Linked DNA regions of Homo sapiens: region 2 is linked to region 1. The links are chromatin contacts, found by Hi-C or POLR2A ChIA-PET in ENCODE. All regions are on one chromosome and are shown on one strand. The core of a region is the stretch at or near the end of the contact, and the rest is flanking DNA. Distances in the headings are between cores, read along the strand shown. Region 1 overlaps PRTFDC1 (phosphoribosyl transferase domain containing 1). Region 2 has its middle 45 kb from the start of LINC01516.

Region 1 (5,511 bases), core at 873-3,372:
AGTTAAAAATCAGTATGCTCTAGAAATGCTCTGCTTGATTTCCATATAATGGGTAAATTGTTATTTCCCAAAATCAATTCCCACCCCCTAAGTTTTGTGGAGGATGCGGTCGTTGGTCAGAGGTGGCAGGTCATTCTGTTTGGTCCCACTCAAACAGTATAGCCGGGAATAGTTATACAGAGCTCCAAGCGTATAACCCCAATCCAGTTGATCTCAGAGCATTTCCCAACCACACAGTCACAAAGGAATGCCTTCACTTGCAATAAAATAAGACAAAGTTGTGCTTTAACCTCACAAGAAGAAGAGGTCCAACTACTGTGGAAAGAAAGCATTGACCAATAATATTATCAACTGATGTTGTGGGAGACACAAATTGGGGGGTGGCTCCCTGGTTCCAGCAATTTCCTCAGTTGCCCCAACGGTGGTATTCCATTCACTCCACTGCTCTCATAGGAGATCCACATGGCCCCTTGGTCACAGCACTTGATGGAAGGGTAGGTATTTTAGTCCGTTTGGGCTGCTGTAACAAAGTGCCATAGACTGGTTGACTTATAAACAATAAAAATTTATTTCTCACAGTTCTGGAGGCTGGAAGTCCAAGATTAAGGTGCTGGCATGGCTGGGTTCTGGTGAGGGCTTCCGGGTTGCATGTGGCCAGCTTCTTGTATCCAGAAAGACAAGCATTCTGGGGACTCTTTTATAAGGGAAAGAATCCCATGACTTAATTACCTCTCTGAGGCTCCCCCTCCTTATAGCATCATATTGGGGGTGAGGATTTTAATGTGTGAATTTGGGGGAGACATAAACATTCAGTTCTTAGCAATTTCTCATACACCTAGGCTGATCCTTGTGGTACACGTATACTTGGCCACAATGACTGGTCCAAGGGTAGATGTGTCATCCAAGCCAGACCAATCAAGTCTTTCTTGGAATTTTTCACACTGGAGTTTGGAGGGGGAAATCCTTTCTTCTTGGGTAATGAGGCAAGAATGTGAGCCTAAAGATGGAGGAGAAGCAGAGACAAGAAGGAGAAAAGGAGAGGGAGACCCGAAGCCATCTGTGTTCCTGGTTCTATTATAGAGTGCCACTGTCACTTGAACTGCCTTCCTAAGCCTGCTGGTCCAACTCTTCATTCCTTTTTTTTTTTTTTTTTTGAGACAGGGTCTCATTCTGTCACCCGGGCCGGAGTACAGTGGCACAATCATGGCTCACTGCAGCCTCGACCTCCCAGGCTCAATTGATTCTCCCATCTCAGCCTCCCGAGTAGCTGACACTCCAGGTGTGCGCCACCAGGCCCAGCTAATTTTTGTGTTTTTTTTTTTTTTTTTTTTGTAGAGACGGGATTTCCCCATGTTTCCCAGGCTGGTCTCAAACTCTGGTTTTAAGAGAACTGCCCACCTCAGCCTCCCAGAGTGCTGAGATTACAGGTGTGAGCCACTGCGCACAGCCTCAGCTCTTCTTTTCCATCAGTCACCTTTCTGTTTAAATTAGTTCAAATGGAGTTCTTGTCACTTGCAGCTGAGAAAATCCTGAATTGGACACTTATCAAAAAAAAGTACTTTACAAGATCACTGTTAATGGCTGGTAAGCATCCCGTGATATGCACACCTTTACATACTTTTCAAGTCTTCCTCTATTATAGGACACTTAGATTCTTTAAAGACGCCCTGCACCATAAATAATGCTGTGATAAACATCCTTATTCATAAAATATTGTGCACCTCTCTGACTGTCCCATTAGACTTGCTGCTAAGACCACATGCACTTTGAAAGCTTTTGAGACCTTATGATCAAATTTCCCTGCCAAACAGTTGCATTTCATGTATATATCTGACAGTCATTCATGAAAGAAAGCGTCTATTTTTTCACGTTGTTGCCACATATTAGATATTATCACTATATTTCTTTAACATGTTTCTCGATGTTATAGGCCAAAAGGGCCACCTCATTGTGTTTTTAGTTTGCACTTCTTGGGAAAAACAGTTATGCTTACAAAGAAGCCCCGGATTTCCATCAAGTTGTGGAGTGTCATGCTGGGGACACTCTTATCACTCCCCTGAAGGCCTCAATGGCTGACTCACTCTATCAAAATGCTAACAGGGTTTCCTGCCATCAAAGGGTTTTGCCAAAACATCACATTGCCTCATTTTTTATCCTAAATACCACAACCTTCTTAATTCTGAGAGGAGGGGAAGAGAAGCCATCAGTGAACATCCTAAAAGAGGACAGCAGGTAGTAGGAGTACCTTTTTATTTTGTTTGGTTTTTGTTAAATTTAGACTTAGGGATAGGGATAGACTTAGAGATAGACTTAGGAATAGGAATGCCTTTTAACTGACTCCAAGGAGGGGACTTCTACTGGTTCAGAATGCTCTCCATCTGGGGGATGGTTCATTTATTTATTTATTTTTTTGAAACAGATTCTTGCTCTGTCAGGCTGGAGTATAGTGGCTTCATAATTGCTCACTGCAGCCTCAAACTCCTGGGCTCAAGCGATCCTCCCACCTCAGCCTCCTGAGTGGCAGGGACTACAGGCACATGCCACCATGCCCAGCAAATTTTTGTATTTTTTGTAGAGATGGGTTTTTGCCATGTTTCCCAGGCTAGTCTTGAACTCCTGGACTTAAGCAATTCTCCCACCTCAGTCTTCTGAGTAACTGGGACCACGGACTCGCACCACCACACCTGATTAATTTTTAAATTGTTTGTAGAAACAGGGTCTTGCTATGTTGTCCAGGCTGGTCTTAAACTCCTGGCCTTAAGGGATCCTCCCTCCTTGGCCTCCCAAAGTTCTAGGATTACAGGCGAAAGGTACACACGGCCTTTTCAACTTTTTAGAAGAACACGCTAAGTGGTATGCACTTTTGTTTGGTATTGGAAAGACCTTGAATTTCACAGAGGACATTTCAGGATTTTTCCAGAGTGTTTAGTGCTTGACCACCCAGTGCTCCTCACAACAGACCGAGTGACATACTTTCTGACTTTCCTCTGAAGTGCCTCCAAATAAGATGCATTTGCTTTCATCTTTTTCTCCCTTTCCATTAAGAAAAGACTAAAACTAGCATGGCACTGTCAGCAGTTGAGCTAGTGAACTCTGGGATTCTCATGAGGAGGCCCAGTGAAGAAATGGCCTTTCTTCCTAATTAAAGACTTGGGGAAGCACCCTCTAGAAGAGCAGTCCCCGACCTTTTTGTCACCGGGGACCAGTTTTGTGGAAGACAGCTTTTCCATGGACTAGGGAAGGGTTGGGGGATGGTTTCCAGATGAAACTCTTCCACCTCAGATCATCAGGCATTAGTTAGATTCTCGTAAGGAACATGCAACCTAGATCCCTCGCATGCACAGTTCGCCATAGGGTTGTGATCCTATGAGAATCTCATGCCCCCGCTGATCTGACAGGAGGCAGAGCTCAGGCAGTAATGCTGCCTCTCCTGCCACTCACCTCCTGCTGTGTGGCCCTGTTCCCAACGACCACAGACCAGTACCAATCCACAGCCTGGGGTTTGGGGACCCCTGTTCTAGAACACCTACTGTTGACTTCTGTGCCCTAGTTTCCCAGGACCAAAAGCCCTTCTCTGTACATGTGTGGTGGGAGCACCATGTGGCCAAAGAGTTAGCTGAGGCCAGAGATGTTTCACTGTGTCAGTGCAGTGAAAGAAAGAAGGGGGGGAACTAGTTTTATTTTGTTTTTAGATTAAATATGCGTTGACATAACTTCCAGGTGTCTGAAAATTATGTGAAAACATTTTTATATGGAAGGTCTGTACTCATATTATTGTTGTAATGGGTTAAAAATTGCATCAAGGGATATTGATTTCCATTTTTTAATCAGTCTCCCTCTCTAGATATATGGATAGAGAATGTGTGTATGCATGTGTATGTATTTACAGATATATATATATATATATATATATATATATATATATATATCCACCCCAGCTCTTGCCCTCCTAGGTTTTTAGGTTTTCTTTCTCTTCTGTTCCAGTGCTGTTCCTTTTCCCTAAGCAAGGCCGTTCATGCACCACCCCCCACATTCTCTAAGGCGTAGAAAACTACTAATAAAGTGAAGACTGGGCGTGGTGGCTCACACCTGTAATCTCAGCACTTTGGGAGGCCAAGGCAGGTGGATCACCTGAGGTCAGGAGTTCAAGACCAGCCTGAGCAACATGGAGAAACCCCATCTCTACTAAAAACACAAAACTAGCCAGGTGTGGTGGTGCATGCCTGTAACCTCAGCTACTCAGGAGGCTGAGGCAGGAGAATGTCTTGAACCCAGGGGGCAGAGGTTGCAGTGAGCCAAGATCATGCCATTGCACTCCAGCCTGGGCAACAAGAGCGACTCCATCTCAAAAAAAAAAAAAAAAAGAAAGTGGAGATTTCCAGAAGAAGGACAAATCCTACTCGGATATAAAAATAGAATGTTTTGCAGGATATAGCTTTCTAATTTAAATCTGGTACAAAGCACAACTTCCTCAGGCCTCAGTTTTCAGTTTATAACAAGACAAGGATTGCCTTTTCTCTAAGGTGGCATCCAGTTTTGTGATCTTAGGAGACATTGACTGGTACGACGTAGGCAAACCCCTCTCTGCTTCAAACCTGTCTGGGAAGCCAAGCCCAGGGTTTTCTTTCATGAACCACTCGGCTTCTCTGTCTCTCTTTGAGTTTAACCTGGTTTCCTTCTATCTCACCACCCACGGGTGGGGCCAGACAGTGGTGTGTGTCGCCACTACTTCCTGATGCCCACTCTGAGCCAGGCTGCATTTGGGGCTCAAAAGGGTTCATTTGCCCAAGGCATACACAATCCACAGGAGCGGAGCCTCGATTTGAACCCATGTTGTCAAACTCCAAAGCCACGATCTTAACCACTATCCTATGCTGTCTCCCAGGAGGAGGGTGGTTTTCAAACTTTTTTTCAGCACTGAAACATTTTAAGTGATGTCTTCCATAAAACCTCAAAAATGGAGCTGCCCTGGGGATCGCAGAGCAGGAACCTGGTTGTGAGCCACTTTGCCTCATCCACAAACCGAGATTGGCTCCCGGGTGCCTTCACAGAACTCTGAGCTGCATGAAGTGGAAAAAGAAACCACTCTTCTCCACTGACTACACATGACTGTGACAGACAAAACCCACCTTGCCTGTCCAGAGCCTGCTGGTGATGGTCAGTGGTCAGCATCCACAGAGGCCGAAGCCTAAGAGCATGACTCACAGCTCATGCAGCACTTCCCACGGCCAAAGGGCCAGCAGTGCCCTCCTATTTTCTTTTCTCTCTCTTTTTTTTTTTTTTTTTTTGAGATTGAGTCTAGCTCTGTCGCCAGTCTGGAGTTCAGCAGCATGATCTTGGCTCACTGCAACCTCTGGTTCCCAGGTTCAAGCGAGTCTCCTGCCTCAGTCTCCCGAGTAGCTGGGATTACAGGCACATGCTGCCACGCCCAGCTAATTTTTGTATTTTTTAGTAGAGACAGGGTTTCACCTTGTTGGCCAGGCTGGTCTCCATCTCCTGACCTCGTGGTCC
Region 2 (5,511 bases), core at 1,158-3,657, 170 kb before region 1:
GTCTGAAGACAGTTATGGCTTGCAAATATTCCCATTCAATCATCAATTGGCTACTGCAATTGGAAAAAGTAGTGTGGGCCTTGGATTTATTGGGGGTTTGACTATTCTCTGGAGGCTTTATAAAATTTTTTTAGCATTCAATGAATAACACTGTGAAGTTAGAGGTTTAGTTCAGCACAAGATTTACCTGACTTTTGGTCTTAAAGCCATTTTTTGTTTAAAGCCATTCTGGTTTTAAAACCAAAATGACCTCCTTGGCCATCCCTGTGTTTTCAGCAAGTAGACCTAAAATCCAACAATTTGATATGAATAATTTACAATTATCTCCATTTCCCAACAGCCAAGCAAAAGCCTCACAGATTATGTCATCTTATCAAAAAAACTGCCTATAAGTACATATATAAGTAAGGGAGCTGATCAAAAAGAGATACAGATCATTTGAAAACTAAAAAGCACATTTAGGAGAAGAGATAAGGATATTAAGACATAGAATCAACATGCAATAAAGCCCAAATGTTTATGGGAGACTGTTTCATAGCCCTTTATTTCTCGTATGGAATTGTCACGCAATGTTAGAGATAGACAATAACTCCTAGGCAAATCTCTTATGGAGTGAGTGAATAAAATTCACCACGCTACTAACCTCTGCTGAAATAACTTTGGAGAAATACCACTGAAGTATTCCTTTCCATTTTTTGATAATCACAGAAGTGCTTCTATATATTAAGCAAAATTCTATCTGTAATTTCCAAATCGAACTCAGTTTTCTCCTCTTCCCCCCAACTACCATTCAACCATTGGGTAGGATGGTAACTCTCAAAGACCCCTCCCAGGGGGTCTCTGCATAAAGCTGTATATCCCCATCTAATTTATGCATTTGTTCATTCATTCAATATTTCTTGAATATCTATTATATAGTAGGTACCGGGGACATAAAACAAACAAGGCATAATTCCTGCCCTCAAGGAGCTAACAGTGGAGATTAACACATAAAAAGAAATTAGCCATAGAGTATGGTACATGCTTCCATAGAGGTTGGTCAGGCTTTGTGACAACACAGAGTAGGGACTTAAGGAGGTGACTAGAGAAACCTCTAAGAAAGGAAGACACTTGAGATGAATTTTAATGATCAAGTGGAAGTTAACTAGGTGATTAATAATAAAAGCAAAAATGATCACATTTTTCCTGTGCAGGCACTGAGCTCCTTATAGACATAATCTCACCGCAGCCTCCACCTCCCAGGCTCAAGTGATCCTCCCACCTCAGCCTCCTGGGTAGCTGGGACCACAGGTGTGTGCCACCACAGCCAGGTAATTTTTCATTTTTTTGTAAAGACGGGATCTCCCTATGTTGCCTAGGCTGGTCTCAAACTCCTGGGCTCAAGCAATCCTCCTGCCTCGGCCTCTCAAAGTGCCGGGATTACAGGCCACTGTGCCTGGCCTTCTTGAAAGATCTTAAATTGTACAGGAGAAACTTGAGGATATTTATATGCTAAGGCTCTAGTTTATTTATCTTTGATTTTCTTTGAGACCTGGTGTTGCCAGTTTAACCATTCCATTGAACAGGGGACTAAACAGCAGTTAGTGACAGGTAGTCACTACTCACTAGGTTTCAGCATTTATTAGCTGGTGAAAGCAAGACTTAGTGAGCAGGCACAGAAACTCTCATTCACCTGTTGATGTCTAGTCCTGCTCTCTGATCCTGGACACTCTGGTAAGCACCTTGCACTGAAAATGCACATAAAAATGTACACTGCAATGGAATGCCACCATATTTTAAAGACAGGACAACAGAGTCCTACATACAGTATGAAAGGGGGGATGTAGGGGCCTCAGGAAGCATGGGGCTCTGTACCTGTAGTTTGTCTATGGGAGTATTGTCTTTGGCTTGCTGCATTCTTAAACCTTGTTCCAGCTGGGGTGGTGGGAAGCACACTCTTTCCAGTCAAAATCATCCCTTGAAAGCTACCATTCCACCAGGGAAATTTTTACTTCCACCATCTCTTATGCTAATGAACACACCGTTTGTGGGGTAGATTTCAATAACAATATTTGAAGTGCTAAGTAACCCCCTCCTAAGTGTGGATCCCTAATTAGGATGTTTCAAATGCTAACTAACAACTCTTGGAACGTGGATGTCTGATTAGGGTACTTCAAATACCTCCTCCTTCCTCCCTCCTCCTAGGGTGTCGATTGCACGAAAGTATTTTAAAGTAAATCAGCACAGAGATGATGTCATCCCTACATAGGACTTGCTAGTGAAAACAAGAGAAAAAAGTGTCCCTTTGTGTGCGTGAGATACTCGTCACAAGGACAAGTAGAGACAAGCTTGGAGTGATGTGGCCCCAGTCATTTCCTCTTCCCGAATGGGTATGCAGATGATGAGTTAGTAAAGCATGAGTCTCTGTATCCCTTTGTCTGAAAACCCACATGACACATGCTGGCTCTACAAACACCACCATTATCCCTCATGACTTTTCCATAGCTGAGCAGTGCTGACGTAGAGGAGTCAAGGCGCAGACAGGCTGCCACCCTGAAAAATAAGAGCACTACCCGAAACAAAGGCCCCGGGTAGCATCATGATTTTATGTGGCTGGGCTTGAGACAGATGGCACATTCACTGGGCTCTGATTGGGAAAGGGTACTTATTCTGGGCTAAAGAGAAGACCCTGCCACCCTGGGCAAGCTGATGGAGCCAGGATGCCTCCCCCTGAGTGAGATGTGGCCTGTCTGTATTTTGTTTAAGTGTGACACCTTCAACTCAACATCACACTTCTGGGATAGCACAGAATCACTGAGGACCCTTAGGTGTCCCATGAAAGCTCTGGACCCAATATGCAGAAAAAAGAAAAAACGAAGAGCACATACGCATATACATACTTTTGTACATAATTACATAATTTCAGGAGGATTATGAACTCCCTCATCCCTTTCTAAAATATATTTTTTTGGAAATAGAGTCTCGCTCTCTTGTCCAGGCTGGAGTGCAATGACACAATCTTGGCTCACTGCAACCTCCGCCTATGGGTTCAAGTGATTCTCCTGCCTTAACCTCCAGAATAGCTGGAACTACAGGCGCTCGCCACCATGCCCAGCTAATTTTTGTATTTTTGTTAGTAGAGACAGGGTTTTACCATGTTGGCCAGGGTGGTCTTGAACTCCCGACCTCAAGTGATCTGCTTGCTTCAGCCTCCCAAAGTGCTGGGATTACAGGCATGAGCCACCATGCCTGGAGCTTTCTAAAATATTATGTGCCTTTCAGTGCAATCTAAAATTATTTTTTTTTAGGGCAAAATATTGCAATAAAATAAATAAATTTTTCATAATGTCAATTCATTTCAAATTGGATTTTAGCTTAAAATAAAGAATTTTCTGGTCTTGGGAATGTCCAACAGTGGCCTAAATGGTCCTGATTTCCTTTGTTACTGAACCAACCTTGGGTCCACGCACTGGGCTCTGCAAAGCCAATACTCACATCAGGATTGCAGCAAGAGAAAGTGGGAGATTTATTGCAGGATGCCCAGGAAGGAGAATTGACAGCATGTGGTTAAGATGTGAATTCCCTGACAGTTTACAGGTAAGGGACTTCAAAGGTGGGGAGCCAGAGGTGACAAGCAAAGCCATAAATCAATACATGAAGGCGACATATTGGTTTGACCTAAAAAGGGGGAACATCTCAAAGCAGGTATGCTGGGGTAGATTAGAAGATATTTTATTTTACTTTGAGACGAGTTTCACTCTTTTTGCCCAGACTGGAGTACAATGATGCGATCTTGGCTCACTGCAACCTCTGCCTCCTGGGTTCAAGTGAGTCTCCTACCTCAGCCTCCCAAGTAGCTGGGATAACAGAAGCACACCACCATGCCTGGCCACTTTTGTATTTTTAGTAGAAACGGGGTTTCACCATGTTGGCCAGGCTGGTCTCGAACTCCTGACCTCAGGTGATCCACCACCTCGGTCTCCCAAAGTGCTGGGATTACAGGCATGAGCCACCACGCCCGGCCAGATTAGAAGATTTTCTGATTTGAGATTGGTTAAGGAGCTGAAGCTTTCTCTAAAAATTTGGGGCCAGCAGAAAAGAATGTTAGCTCTGGCTCGTGGGTGTGACCTCCTCCAGGACCCCAGGAAGAAATTTAGATAAAGAATGGCGGTCAGAGTTCAGTCCTCAGCTTCCCCTTCTCTGAGGTCTACATTCTAGCAGATGGTATTTTCCATTCGGTGGCGTCTGGGTTTCTGAAAAACAGCTCAGGGACGCATGTTAAGATGTCGTCTTTAGTTTCTATAGTTTCTATAGTCACAAAACATTTTGTGACTCTAACTTCCTTGGTGATTGTTTTAAGCTATTACCTTTTTAAATGTTTTGTATTTTTTTTCATGATGTCTTCTGACAGAGGGTTGATATAATCTTTTTTTAAAAATTTTGAGTTCCCAGGTACATGTGCAGGATGTTCAGGTTTACATACTCAGCAAATCTTCTCGATTATAAAGTTCCTCATCTACTTCTCAAGGCTAGCTAGGTTCCTGGAACTTCCCTTGAATGAACTCTAAATTTTTCTTTCTTTCCATGCTTGGGAAGATTGTTGGGGTGACTGGCAGGCCCCTATGGGGGGTCCCTGCTCTGTCTAACCTTGTTCCTGGTAATGTTTGGCTGAGGTTGTTGCTGCCTGGCAAGGATGTTAAGGAAGAGATTCCTATACAGGGTGGGGACTGAAGAAGATGCCCTGCACATGGGCCTTTCAACTCTAAGAATCTATGAGCTTCCACTTTCAGGCACCCTTACAACCCCAGGGAAGGAGCGTGCTGGAGAATCTTCTGGAGTCATGACTCCATCTCCCCACGGGTGGGTCAAACTTTCTCTGAGGGTTAGGTCTGTACATTAGGATCAATTCCAACATCAAGTTCAGTAGCCTCTTCCTGTGGAGAGTAGAGTAGGGACTTGTGGATGGAACTCAAGGGCAGAGAGCAGAACAAGGGCCTAGGGATCAAATTTCTTCCAGGACTAAGAAGACACAGATGCAAAACTAGGGGCAGTTGAGATTTCAAGCAGAAGTACAGTTTTCCTGTGGAATTTGTTTCCTCCTTACTACCTGTATTAGTCTGTTTCTGTGTTACTATGAAGAAATATCTGAGATGGGGTAATTTATAAAGAAAAGAGGTTTAATTGGCTCACGGTCCTGCAGGCTGCACAGGAAGCATAACAGCTTCTGCTTCTGGGAAGGCCTCAGGAAGCTTCCAATAATGGTGGAAGGCAAAGGAGGAGTAAGTGTCCTACATGGAGGGAGCAGGAGTGAGAGAGGTGGGAGGGGCCACACACTTTAAGATCACCAAATCTCACGAGAACTCACTCACTGTTGCAAGGACAGTACCAAGGAGGATGGTGCTAAAGCATTCATGACAAATTCACCCCATGAGCCAGTCACCTCCCACCAGGCCCAAACTTCAACACTGGGGATTACAATTCAACATGAGATTTGGGTGGGGACACAGATGCAAACCACATCACCGCCTCCTA

What was found. A loop is a pair of places that touch in the nucleus more often than their neighbours do. ChIA-PET counts read pairs that join two places held with the same protein, here RNA polymerase II (POLR2A). Pooled maps may share reads with other maps.
Region 2: a map of PC-9 shows a loop between it and region 1 (2.8-fold over the local background). The contact joins two enhancer-like sites. A Hi-C loop is called at or near these places in 1 of 168 maps with a recorded cell type or tissue (PC-9), 1 of 37 single-sample maps with no recorded cell type and 4 of 50 pooled maps. POLR2A ChIA-PET finds 5 or more read pairs at or near these places in 1 of 52 experiments (GM12878).

Annotation. Positions count from the first base shown.
Region 1 is chr10:24,894,107-24,899,617 of GRCh38, reverse strand. The region is part of intron 3 of PRTFDC1 (phosphoribosyl transferase domain containing 1); the gene reads left to right. Among named protein-coding and RNA genes, the nearest start is that of PRTFDC1, 56 kb to the left of the region's middle. Within about 2 kb of position 2,122, at least 4 of the 41 ENCODE cell types and tissues checked have a DNase peak (open chromatin) inside an H3K27ac peak, as active enhancers do.
Region 2 is chr10:25,065,232-25,070,742 of GRCh38, reverse strand. No RefSeq gene overlaps it. Among named protein-coding and RNA genes, the nearest start is that of LINC01516, 45 kb to the left of the region's middle. RefSeq lists enhancers at 1,872-2,430, 1,614-2,813, 2,431-2,990. Within about 2 kb of position 2,407, at least 3 of the 41 ENCODE cell types and tissues checked have a DNase peak (open chromatin) inside an H3K27ac peak, as active enhancers do.